2 separate regions of the Mus musculus genome follow, and region 1 is linked to region 2. The links are chromatin contacts, found by Hi-C or POLR2A ChIA-PET in ENCODE. All regions are on one chromosome and are shown on one strand. The core of a region is the stretch at or near the end of the contact, and the rest is flanking DNA. Distances in the headings are between cores, read along the strand shown. Region 1 overlaps Cdc42se2 (CDC42 small effector 2). Region 2 holds the start of Cdc42se2 (CDC42 small effector 2).

What was found. Hi-C counts contacts between places; a loop is a spot of excess contacts on that map. ChIA-PET counts read pairs that join two places held with the same protein, here RNA polymerase II (POLR2A).
Region 1: a map of gastrocnemius shows a loop between it and region 2 (2.1-fold over the local background). The contact joins the enhancer-like site here to the promoter of Cdc42se2 in region 2. A Hi-C loop is called at or near these places in 4 of 37 maps with a recorded cell type or tissue (CH12.LX, gastrocnemius and heart). POLR2A ChIA-PET finds 5 or more read pairs at or near these places in 4 of 5 experiments (Patski and embryonic stem cell).

Annotation. Positions count from the first base shown.
Region 1 is chr11:54,747,267-54,753,978 of GRCm38, forward strand. The region is part of intron 2 of Cdc42se2 (CDC42 small effector 2); the gene reads right to left. Among named protein-coding and RNA genes, the nearest start is that of Cdc42se2, 37 kb to the right of the region's middle. Within about 2 kb of position 4,486, at least 1 of the 3 ENCODE cell types and tissues checked has a DNase peak (open chromatin) inside an H3K27ac peak, as active enhancers do; it is gastrocnemius, where a contact is called at or near this core.
Region 2 is chr11:54,784,669-54,791,523 of GRCm38, forward strand. It overlaps Cdc42se2 (CDC42 small effector 2), which reads right to left and starts at 3,035. Exons shown (of 6, transcript NM_178626.3): 1 at 2,892-3,035.

The DNA of each region.
Region 1 (6,712 bases), core at 3,236-5,735, 36 kb before region 2:
GTGTGTGTGTGCCTGTCTGTCTGTGTGTGTGTGTGTGTGTGTGTGTGTGTGTGTGTATGTGTGGATGCTTGGCTGTGGGGGTGTGCATGAAAAGGTCAGAGGGCAAGCTCAAGGGTCATTCCCCAGGAGCTATCTTCTGTGTCTGCGGTGTGTGTGTGTGTGTGTGTGTGTGTGTGTGTGAGTGACAGGGTCTCAAACTGGACTGGAATGTCCGCAGGCTGGGCTGTCTGGACAGCAAACCCCAGTACTAGGGTGCCACCATGCCCATGGTTCTATCTATTTTTTTTTCAATCTTTTTTTTACCCCCCAATCTTATTTATTTAGATTTATTTATTTATTATATGTAAGAACACTCTAGCTGTCTTCAGACACCCCAGAAGAGGGCATCAGATCTCATTACGAATGGTTGTGAGCCACCATGTGGTTGCTGGGATTTGAACTCAGGACCTTCAGAAGAGCAGTCAGTGCTCTTAACCGCTGAGCCATCTCGCCAGCCCCCCACCCCCAATGGCTCTATTTTTAAGGTTTAATTCTTTTATGTACAAGTATTTTGCTTGCATGTGTGTATGTGCACTGGGCATGCCTACCTGGTGCCCATAGAGGCCAGAAAAGGGCACTAGATCCCCTGGGGTTGGAGTTACAAATGGCTGTGAGCCTCCATGTGGGTGCTAGGAACTGAACTTGAGTTCTCTAGGAGAGCTCTTAACCCAAGCCCTCTCTCCAGCCCCATAATTTTAATGTGGGTTCTGAAGAATCAAACTTTGGTCCTTGCCTTATCAACTAATCTATCTCCCCAGACTCTTATTTTCCACATTACAATAAAGGCCAAGTTACATCAGGTGTCTTCAGTCACACACCATTGTATTTTTTTGAGGCACACTCTCTTACAGAACCTGGAGCTCATGAACTAAACTAGTTTGGTTGGCCAGGAGCCAGGATAGGCTCCTTAGCTCTGAGGTTATATAGGCACATGTTGCTGTGCCCGTTGGCTTTTATAGAAGGCTGGGAATAAACTTGGTCACTCATGCTTGCACAGTTAACACTGCCAATGGAGCCATCTCCCAAGCCCCTTGTTTTCAGCCTTTTGAGACAGGGTCTTATGTGACCCAAGTGACCCTGAACTCTTTTTTTTTTTTTTAAAGATTTATTTATTTATTATATGTAAGTACACTGTAGCTGTCCTCAGATACTCCAGAAGAGGGCATCAGATTTCGTTACGGATGGTTGTGAGCCACCATGTGGTTGCTGGGATTTGAACTCGGGACCTTCGGAAAAGCAGTCAGCACTCTTAGCCACTGAGCCATCTCGCCAGCCCCAACCCTGAACACTTAAGATTTATTTATTTATGAGTATGGCAACTGTCTTCAGACACACCAGAAGAGGGCATCAGATCCCGCTACACATGGTTGTGAGCCACCGTGTGGTTACTGGGAATTGAACTTAGGACCTCTGGAAGAGCAGTCAGTCTTAACTGCTGAGCCATCTCTCCAGCCCTCTGGTCGGTCTACTTCCTACATGCTAAATTTATAGGAATGGCAACCACACCCAGCTTGAAATTGTTCTTTGAACATGATTTATAATATAATATCTCTTGGAAGAGTTTCCAACTGTATACTATATACAGTTTTATATACTATAAGCTGTATACTGTTTACAGATATACTTCTGTGTGGTTAACCAAAGCCCAAAGAAGCCACTGTACTGAACTAGTCTCAAAGAGTAGAGAGGAGTGCATGCAATTATGGAAATGACTGGTTAGACACTAGTCTTTCCCACTGACTCATGTAAATGGATGACAGACTATGCTCAGCATTTAATGGGGCTAGAGAGATGACTCAGTGGTTAAAAATGGCTTGCAGAGTTCAGTTCTCAACACCTATGTTAGGTAGTGCCTGTGCCTCCAGCTCCAGGGGATCCAACACCCTCTTCTGGCCTCTGTGGGCACTATCTACACTAAGCAAATGAATGCATGAATGGAGAGACAGATAGATGCATGTAAATTTTTTAAAGTTTTAAGTCATGTACATATGCTGACATGACCTGGTTTTATCACTTTGCCTTCCTTCAGTCATGTGTGAGAGGCCCACTGCTCCACATCCTGCCATTCTCTATGCTACGGTCAGCATTCATCTTAGTCATTAAGGTGGACAGCAGTGTCCCTCTGGTTTAATTTACCCTTTCCTGGTAACTAATGATATTAATTATATTTTCTTTCTTAAAAAGATCTTACTATCTTTGTATGCATCCATGTGAGTGAATGCTGTGTGTGCAGGCACCTGCGGGTCCCTTGGGTCTACAGTTACACGTGGTTACTTAGGTGCCACCAGGAACCAACTAGCAGAGAAGCAAGCACTCTTGGCTGTTAAGCCATCCTTCCAGCCCCATTAAATATTTTCATGTTTACTGACACTCACACACTTTGCTTGGGTCTGTATTTTCAGATCTATGCACATTTTTAAAAGATATATTTTTATTATTTCTAACTATGTGAATGTATGTGTCCCATGTGAGTATGGGCATGCAGGTGCTCTCAACTTCAGAGGCTGTGAACTGCCCAGATGTGAGGACCAAACCTGAGCCACCTCTTCAGATTCCCAATGCCCATTTTTAAAATTTAGTTATGTTCAGCCGGGCAGTGGTGATGCATGCCTGTAATCCCAGCACTTGAGAGGCAGAGGCAGGTGGATTTCTGAGTTGGAGGCCAGCCTGGTCTACAGAGTGAGTTCCAGGACAGCCAGGACTGCACAGAGAAACCCTGTCTCAAAAACAACAACAAAAAATTTAGTTATGTACTATTACTGTAATCTCAGTTCCACTCTAATTAAACCATGTTCTTTATATACTCTAGAGCAATTCCCTTGTCCACTACATATGAGTATTTTTTTCATATCTTTTTCTTTCATACAAATGTCTTTTGGAGAGTTTAGCTTGCATGAACTCTGATGCATCAACTCTATCAACTCTATCAAATCTTTTATTATTTGTGTTCTGCCTAAGAAATGTCAACATATTCCTCAAAGTCATATAAACTGTCTATTCTAGCTCTCCTAGGTTTAATTTTGTATCTATAATCCAATGTGTACTTCAATTTGTCCCCTGTGAATCTCCAACTCCACCGAGGTGAGACCTGCAGTTGGGAATGGAAGTGCCTGCTTTTACTGTTAGTCCGATTTCTGAGGTCATCCTATTTCCTATTACATACACTTTAGAATCAGTCTATCACTGCAGTTTGACCTTTAACTCTTTTGTGAACTAATCATGACTGGAGGCTTGTGTTTCCTATGTGAGTCCAGTGCTCCCTAAGAGCAGTTTGCATTTACTGTTGTTTAGACAGCCACAAAGTAAAATGCCTAAGTTCAAGTGTGAATGTTAACTTAACTCCTTGGCTTAGAATTATTATACCACATGGACAGGATACATCCATTCACCCTGAACCCTGGTATCTAGAGGAAAGGTAGAGAGGAGTATGGAATGCTGGTTTAGAATTTTAACAGCTGGCTGGTGCTAGTGTTAGTGGAGGCCAGCCTGGGCTACACATTAAGATGTCACAAATAAATTGGCTTAGAACTGCAGAATATTTGATCTTTGTACACCTTATTTTGCTGTTCTATGAAATGATTTCATATCTCTTTGTCTATCTCTTTGGTACACATGAGGATTCAGTAAGTAAATACAGACTGCCTAGAGATATGGTTGGGAAGTTTACAGAGCTGTGTGTGTTTAATACCTTTCCTATGTAACTGGTTTTCACTACTGTTGCTATGTTACTATTGTTGCCCTCGCTACCATTTTTCTCTTTGGCCTTCTTAGTGCTACCCTGAGTAGAATGGGGACAAAGACTTTTCTAGTCAGGTTCCCTCTCTTAGAGTGAGCAACACACATAAAAAAGTGTCTATTTACATTTATATTTAAAAGAGAAAATAAAGCAAAACTGGTATCAAGGTAGAGAAAAAAATAAACCAATTAAATTAATTCTTCCTTTCTATAGCAATGTCCTGATATCTTCCAAAGTATTTTAAATATATACATAATTTATATGCCCACAGAATATATTAAGTGTACAACAGAAAACTCTTAGTAGAGAGTTCAAATAGTAACTCTAACTTGGTTATTGCATCAATTAGTAAGTCTCAATAAGTCTCACTAAAACAACTGTATACTAAATTTATTTGTCACGTTTTCTCCTCTACAAACAGAAGGCTCTGGATGTCTGAGGTGCATAAAGGTTTAGAAGGGAATGACATTCACTATCAAGTTACTTCTAGCATGTCCTCCGAGCAAAAGGGGACATAACGGAGCAGGTCTCACAAACAAGATGTGTGTGTAATCCATGCCTCCTGGCCAGGCAAAGAAGTCCCTATCAGTCCCTTGGGATGTGAAAGCCAGTTCAACACAAACTGCAGTGGCTTATCTGGGTGTAAACAAGGCAGGGTGGAGGACAGCTTTAATCCTGGTTCAGATTACTCCCCAGGGACAAGAGCTCATCTGGGCCTGCGCTTCATCCCTATGTGCATGGTGCCAAGTCCCTCGGACTTGCCAACTTGATATTTTCCTCCAGTAAATAAGGCATTTCAGCTGTCAAATGAGTTTTTAGGTGGAAACCTTTTTTTAAAAAAAAAAAAAATAATAATCTGTGACAACAGAATTATACCACACTCTGTAACGAGTTCTCTTACTTTAACCATTTTTTCAATTTAAAGTGTTTTTCTATTTATTGTTTTATGTATATGAGTGCTTTGCCTAGGAGATCAAGAAAGGGCACTGGATCCTCTGGAACAGGAATGATGCAGAGTTGTAAGCTACATGGGTGCTGGGAACAGAACGTAGCTCCTCTGTAACCACCCAGCCATCTCTCCAGCCCCCTGTTTGAAACCCCTTCACTCGGAACACTATCCTCTTCCTAGCGCCACCCCTCTCCTCATCCCTCCTACATTCTTTATTTTGAGGCTTTTTAGCCTAAACTGTCCTGCCTAGGCTCACCTGGACTCCTGGGCTTAAGCAATATTCCCACCTTAGTCTCCATGGTAGCTAGGACTGTACACACAGCAGGCTTAAGTTGTATGTTTTTTAACAAAAATCTGCATCCAATTATATTACCAAAATTAACTTCATAGTTGAAACAGATAACTGAGAAGCGGTGTCTACAGAATGCCTAACATCTGGCTTAGTGTGGATTCTAAACCTTTTCTTAAAGAGAAGGAGAAGGACACAGAGAGGAAGGGGCATTAATCTATGAGGAAGGTTCAGGCTATAAACAGGACCCAAAGCACATTACACTATATGTATGTAAATGGGAAACTTAACTTTTGAGAGATACTTGAGGGCACTAGCCAAAAATAACTCATGGATTTTCAGGAGAGAAATATCAAATATGAAAACCCACAGAGGAAGATGACAAATGTAAAATGTTCACTGCTTCTAATTAAAGAAATGTTTGGAAACTCTCTAGAGAAGCCCATAGAGGGTATATTACTGTATTTCTCCGCATGTCTCTCTAGGTCTTTTTTAACATTGTACTCAAATATATATTAAAACTATTTTTTAACAGGTGATGTTGGTACACACCTTTAATCCCAGCACTTGGGAAGCAGGCCAATATCAAGAGTTCCAGGCCAACCTGGTCTACAGAGTGAGTTCCAGGATAGCCAGGACCACATAGAGAAATCCTGTCTTAAAAAAAACAAAAAAACAAGAACAAAAAAGCCAATCTACAATCTGCTCAAAAACAAAAAACAAAAAGCAAACCAAAAGAAACAACAAAAAACCAACAAAAAAGCCATAAAGCCCAAAAGGCAACTACTGTTTCATATGTATTCTACTTTAAATTGTGATTGTGTTCAGTGTTGGGAAGGGAACAGGAAAAATGTCTGAGGGGACTGAAATGAGAATAGCCCCCACAGGCTCAAGTTTGAATACTTGTTCCCCTGAAGATGGAACTGTTTGGAAAGGATTAAGAGGTGTGACCTTGTTCAAGGAGGTGTGTCAATGGGGGCAGGCTTTAAGGTTTCAAAAGACTAGTGTCACTCCCAGTTTGCCCTCTGCCTCCTGTTGTGTGTCAGCTGCTGCTCCAGCCACCAGTTCCTTTCCATCCACGACCCTGTCTTAAACTCTAACCTTCTGAAGCCATGTGCCCCAAACAAACTCTTCTGTAAGTTGCTTTGAAGGTGGTGTCTCAGCACAGAAACAGAAACATAACTAAGGCACTGGCAAGCCATATATGTGAATTTCAGTGTTTTTATGAAAGCAACCTGAATTTTCACAATTAGTAATCTATAAAGAACTCAAGAGAAAGGAAAAAAAAAAAAAAAAAAAAAACATGTGCATTAAAAGTCTTCACTGAAATACTTCTTAAAACAGGATAAAAAACAAAAACCCAGGTATAACCTAATGTCAGGTGGCCAAGAAGTTACGGAATTACGGCTTAATGACAGCTTTTACAGCTATGTCAGTGTTAAAAAAATATGTTTAACAAATTGTATTACCTAAAAGCATTCTAGAACAATCAACAATCACAGGAAATTTATATGAAAATAATCTGGCAATTTAAAACCTAACGTTATTAAAAATAAACCTAAAATGTTGCTTGTTCTTTTTAAAGATACTTATTTTTATTTTATGCGTATGAGTGTTTTACCTAAATGTATGCATGTGCACTGCGTATGCCTGGTACCCACAGAAACCAGAAGAAGGCCTCAGATCCCTTGGAGTTTGA
Region 2 (6,855 bases), core at 1,785-4,284:
TCTGCACACTGGGAAAAAACTCTTATCAACCAGGCTATAGAAGTCATCACTGTTTGGTTTGGTTTGGTTATTTGGGAGGTGGTAATTTTTATTTTTTGAGGGGGCTGTTTTACTGGTTGGTTTTGTTTTTAAATAGGGTGTCATGTAGCTCAGGCTAGACTGGAACTTGATAAAGCAACCAAGCAAGCAAGGCCTCACATATGCTAAACAAATTGACAACTACAGTATATCCTCGGCCTACATCTCCCCCCAACCCTTTTGAGACAGGGTCTCATTCTGTGGCTCTAGCTGGCTTGGAACTAGGTATGTAGACCAGGCTGGCCTTAAACTTAGAGATTCACCTGCCTCCTGCCTCCCAAATGCTGTGATTAAAGGTGCATACCAGTGCCTAGCCCACACCTGCATTTTAATATACAGTTTTATCATAGTTGTACTTCTAGAAGGAAGTCCAAACAGCACCACATATTATTACTAATAATTCTTCTCTTGTCAACACTATTTAGTCAATAGTGTATTTTTTTATGATAAACACGCAGACAAAACAAAAATGTTGGAAAGGTACTTTATTTAAGATATTTCTTTTTTTCTACCCATCAACTCCATTCTTTTTGTGGTACTGAAGATGGAAGACAGAGCCTGGTACACACATACTAGGAAACTATACTACCATAGCCACATCCCTGCTCTGTTAAAAATGAAATAAAATAAAATGGCTAAAATATCCAAAACAAAAGAAATCTACTAATTTACCTTGTTATCTTTTGGGTCTCATATAGTTCAGACTGGCCTTACGTTTGTGATATATAGGCCAAAGACGGCCTTACACTCATGATCCCTCTGCCTCCACCATTACAGGTGTTGGTAGTAAGGCTCCCACTATCATACTGCTTGTGGTGATTGAATGAACGACTTCATGTCAACTGACCCACATTCCCTGCCCATCTTTGGGGATCGATCTCTCTCTCTCTCTCTCTCTCTCTCTCTCTCTCTCGTTACTGTTTTGTAATTATGTGTATGTGTGTGTATGTCACCTGTATTCTGGTGCTCCATGAAGACCAGAAGAGGGCATCATATCCCCATTACAGACAGTTGTGAGCCATCAGGTGTGGGTGTTAGGAACTTAACTCCAATCCTCTAGATAAGCAGCAAGTGCTGGTTTAACCACAGAGCAGAGATTTTTTTTTTTAATACAGAAAATGTTATTACAAAGATTATTACTGAAACAGAACTGGAATCACACTATCAATAAAAACACTGCATCAAAATCTAGTTCAGGAGAAAAATAAAACACCATCTTGTTGAAACCATTCTTCCTGTCGCTTTAAAACCTACTGGGATTTTTATTAAGCTGACAAATGAAACCATAACCCAATAATCGTGGCCTTAAAAAGTTACTCATTAACTTTTAAGTAGGATGCTATGAATGAACACTTCCTGAAGTTCACCAGCCATTTTTCCAAGTGAAGTAGCCCTAGGGGTCTGGGGAGGTCCTTACTTGCTACATCGATACTACATAATGAACTTCATGCTCAAGCTTAAGAGAGAAACATTTCCAGGTTTTGTTCCCTTCCACAAACAGAATTCAAAAATCTCTCTGTGCTTAATATGTGTCTAATGAGTATGCTGGGTAAACTGTGATGTTTAACCACCAAGGCGACATTAGATCCCCTCCCCTAAAGTTCAGAGCTCTCTCTCCCTGGCTCATAGAGATCCAAGACTGACCATGCCACAGTCCCTCCAAAGCCCACACACATCTTTACTCCTACTACATAGAAAGCTAGACCTCAAAATGCACCCCAAACATCTTTCTCAATTATTTTCAAAGAAAAGGAGAAATCAGGCCTGCTGAGAAACAGAAATCTGTAAGCCAACTTCTCTCAAAAATTTCACATCTCAAAGGTACTATCTGCTATGCTGGCTGGCAATAATGACCAACTAATTATTAATAGTTTACATGGGGATGGGGGACAGAAACTTGCTAGGCATTCTTTCCAATAGTCCTTTATCTGAGTCAAGAAGCTATGTGCCTCATCTTACTAGTAGGAACAGTTCTGTGTGGTGTTTTAAGATTCATTCATTATATCAATATTTTACTAAGCAAGGGTCCTTTAAGAGCATTTAATTTTCTTTCTTTCTTTCTTCCCCCCCCCCCCTCTTTTTGTGGCGGGTGGGAGTACTGGGGAACTGAACTACTCTGGGCCGCCTCCTACATGCAAGGCAAGTTCCCTACCACTGAGCTGTACTCCCAGGCCCAGAACGTCTCAGTGCTGCGCTCTGCACATCACTACCAAACTCCTCCAGGAAAGCTCGGCAGTAGCAATCACTGCCGCTAAAACGGAATTCCCAGGGTTGCCTGAAATCAGCCGGCACCGGGCTGCTCCTCAGCTCGAAATGCGGACGTCAGCGAGCCGCTACCTACCACACCCGTTAGTAATGCTCACCACCGTGGCCGCGAGCTCCCGGTGCAACAACCTGTAAGAGTCGCCGCAGCGACTGCGAGGCAGTGGCCCGGCTTCCTCTCTCGGGGTCCCAGGCAGGCCGGGCGGGAGTCGGGGTTCGGGAGCCCAGCCGCTCCGCGCCGGTCCAGACTGGCGGGGCTGCGGACTGGGGGAGGGGTCCGTAGCGCCTCCCCCATCGGGAAGGTGCAGGCTACGGTGAAAGCTGGCCTCACGGAGAATGAAGAGAACCATACGCCGGTCCTCGCGTGAGGACCTCGCCCAGACTGGAAAATGGAGCCGCCGCAGCCTCAGTCAGTCCGCAGCCCCAGTCTGCTGCCCCAGTCCGCAGCGCGGAGAGGCCCGGGCCGCGCTCGCCCTCAACCTTCCGAGTGGCGACCCTACACTTGGCGCCTCGGGCGGCGGGGCCAACGTGGGGCCCTCTCCCTCACTCACCGTCGCCTTTGTCTCCGCCGCCTGCTCCAGCCGCGCGGCTCCGAGCGCCGGCTCCGAAGCTTCCAGGATCTCCACACACCAAGCAGCTGCGCTCCCCGCTTCGGGCTCCGCCCTCCCGCCTAGGCTCTGGCGCGCAGAGGCGGAGCCACAAGCGGTGTGTGCGGCTGCGCGGCTACGCCCCCACTACAAGGACACGCCCTGTCCCCCCCCAGTAGGCGGGCTGGTAGCTGTGAGGCCCCGCCCAGTGAGGGAGTGGCGAGACCTAGGGGATGCTAGGCGCGCAAAGAGTGACCGCTGGGTGGGCTACGGGGAAGATGGATGCCGCTGCCTCGCGCCACAGCACCTTCCTGTCCGGATCCAGCCGTAGACGTGCCCGGGCGAGCAAGGCGCTGCTAGGCAGAGCTGGCCAGCACCAGATGTCTCTCACGCTCAGATCACGTTACTTTCAAGGAATCAGAATCACTGACTCATTGGAGAGTCAAGAATATCTACCTGGCATTTGAAAAGTTCGTCTCTGTGACTTCTTGTGGGATCGTTTTTTTTTTTGGTTTTTTTTTTTTTTTTTTTTTTTTGGTTTTGCTTTGACGTTGTTTGAGGGAGGGCCTTTTTGTAGCCCCAGAGTGGCCTCAAACTCACTATATAGGTAAGGATGGCCTGGATCTTGTGATCCTCCTGCCTCCGTCTCCCAAGCGCTGGGATTACTAGTGTATGTCACAAGCTTAAGGACTTTTGGAGTAGAACCCTGGCTGACCTGGAACTCACAGCAGTCCTCCTGCCTCAGCCACCACATTTTATGACTACATTAACTTTACACTTTAGGCACCCAGAAGCAAGAAACAAATGGACGCCTTCCCACTGAAATCTAGCCACACATACTCAGACAGGGAGCTGCATGACCATCACTATTGATAGGAAATTTCTAGCTTGTTCAGTGACAAAACTGGAGTACTCCTTGGTTCCTCTTATTCTCAATTTCACATCCATTCTGTCCATAAGGGTAATTGGCGTGGTTCTACATTCAAACAAAAAGAAAATCAGACTGTTCATCTACATTGTTTCTGTCATCCGTGGTCCCAGTCACACTTCAGTGGCTTTCTTAAATGACCTCCCTGACCACCATCAACAAACTGTGTTGTCAAAACAAGAGGGAGAATATCCTCCCGCAAGGAGAGTCAGCTCATGTCTCATCCGATCAAAATCCACCAGTGTTCCCGTTACTGTAGAAGATAACATCTTTACAATGGCTGACAAAGCCTCTGAGATTTTTTTTTTTCCCTATAGGTCTCAGAATTCATCTCCAGTCTCACTGGTGCTTGCAATGTCCAGTCTATACTCAGGGACTAGGACATTCTCTAATGTCTGCCTTCTCCCCTCAACTCCACTCAGATCTTCTTTAACAATGATGCGTAGCCTAAACCCACTTCTTTACATTGCTACAGGCTCAATCCTTCCCCCATCTATCTGCCCTTGTTCTCCTGTTCCCAGAACAGTCTGCACAATTTATTCTGTTAATTTTGCTCCTGTCTTCCCCACTAGAAGCTGGGTGTTTGGGTTGGCTGGATTTGATTTCTGCAGTGCTGTAGGTGAAACCCAGGGCCTTGCTCTGGCTTGGTGAGTACCACACACATGCAGACCTTTGAGGCTGGGGATAACTGTTCTAATCAACTAATCAGTCCCAAGTGCCTAGAGGAAATGAAAAAAAAATTAAATACCCCCAAGATGTTCAACAACAAAAATAATCAATTTTATTTTCAGTTTCCTCTTGATTCCACTTTCTGCCAGTCAACCAACCATTAGATTTTAACCTACATCAGACCATAAACATTTGGACTTCTCAGTTCTTTTGTGTACAGTAACCATTTACTTGATGTTTGATGCAATTTTTGACCAGTGACATCCCTGTACCCTATTTCACTGAGTAAGAATAATGTGATAGGGTAGAGAAAATTTGATATAGTACTTAAAGGTATGCTGTTTTGAAAAAACTTTCCTAAGACCAAAAAAAAAAAAAAAACCAAAACTTCCCAAGTGTCATACATTGCTTGCATTGTTCTTTGACATGCAAATATGGTCACCTTAAACAATATTTTCTACCACTTATCCATAAAAGGTAGCAATCCTTACGGGAATTGTTACACATTATTTAATATTCTATAAAAGTGTGCATCTGGGTGATGGTGGCCTATGCTTTTAATCCCAGCACTTAAGATACAGAGGCAGGTGGATCTCTATGAATTCAAGGCCAGCCTGGTCTACAGAGCAAGGTTTAGGACAGTCAGGGCTATACAAAGAAATCCTGTCTTGAAAAACCAAGTAAATAAATAAGTGTGTGTGTGTGTGTGTGAGAGAGAGAGAGAGAGAGAGAGAGAGAGAGAGAGAGAGAGAGAGAGAGAGAGTTGCCTGTGTGAGGGAGAGAGGGAGAGAGAGAGAAACTGAACAACATCTAATTTTGGTTGCTAGGACCATTCATATTCCCTTTTGTTAAGGGCACAATTCTATTCAATTAGATGGGTATTGTTTTATTGCTACAGCTGTTGTTGTTATGGGTCCTTGTCATAGGGTCTCTCTATGCAGAGATTTGACTGGCCTGGCACTCGCTCTGCAGTCTAGGGTAACCTTGAATCATGGCAATCCACCTGCCTCTGCTTCTCAAATGTTGAGATTACTTGCATGGGCCTAGCTTAGATGATACTATTGTTTAACAGTGGATATACATGATGGTTTGCTCAATATTGTATTAGTAGCAGTCTCTTTACCTATTTGATTTATTCTTTATGATTTAAAACAAAGCTACAAATTATACCTTATGATTCAGATTTTTTTAAAAATAAAGTTTTAGGCCAGCCACAGTGACAACATATCTTTAATCCCAACAGATCTTGTGAATTCAAGGCCAACCTGTTCTACATAGTGAGTTCTAATATAACCAAGGCTATATAGTGAGACCCTGTTTGGGAGGAAGGGTGGAAGGGGCCAGTGTTAAATTTTGCTGTTCTTCACAAAAATCATTTACAATGGATTTTATCATGTCAAAATATAGTTTGTCATTATGATAACACCAAACACTGAATTTTCTAGAGTCAGAGACAGGATGTGTCTTCACTGTCTTTAAGACTGTTCCCATGTACAGTCTTGTTCCCAAAGAAGGACAGGGACAGAAAGCAGACACCACTGTTGATCACTGCACACTGGCCTGCCTCTGAAGATACTGATAAGTACCATAGTTGGTAAAGTACAAAAAAAAGCTGTCTCAAGCACTTCCTAATCCATAACAAGTGGTAACACTAAGGACAGCAAGAAGCAACATGTTGGTCTAACCAGCTCCTAATCTCTTCTGAGCTCACATAGCTGCTGCAGTGGCCTGATTCTGCAATTTTGCTAAATTGAATAAATCTTCTTTTGAAGATCTCAAAGCAGGGGCTGGGGAGAATGTTCAGTCAGGGAAAGTACTTGATGTACAGTACAGTACAGATGGACTGAGTTCCATCCCCAGCCCCCATGAAAAAAGCCTGTAATTCCAGCACGGGGAGGCAGAGGCAAGAGAGGATCCCCAATAAGCCTGGTTGGCAATTCCCAGACTCACTGAAAGAGAGACCCTATCCTTAAAAGCAAGATGGAAAATGATAAAAGATATGTGCTGTCAATCGCTGGCCTCTATATAACACACATGCACACACTGCAATGCACACCCACACATGCACTCACTGTGAATGCATAGCCACACATGCACTCACTGAATATGCATAGGCACACATGCACACACTGCAATGCACACCCACACATGCACTCACTGTACATGCATACATGCACATGTGCACACACTGCAATACACACCCACGCATGGACATACTACACATGCATACTCGCACATAAACACACTGAACATACATTCTCACACATGCACTCACTGTGCATGCATAGCCACACATGCACACACTGCACATGCATACCCACGCATGCACTC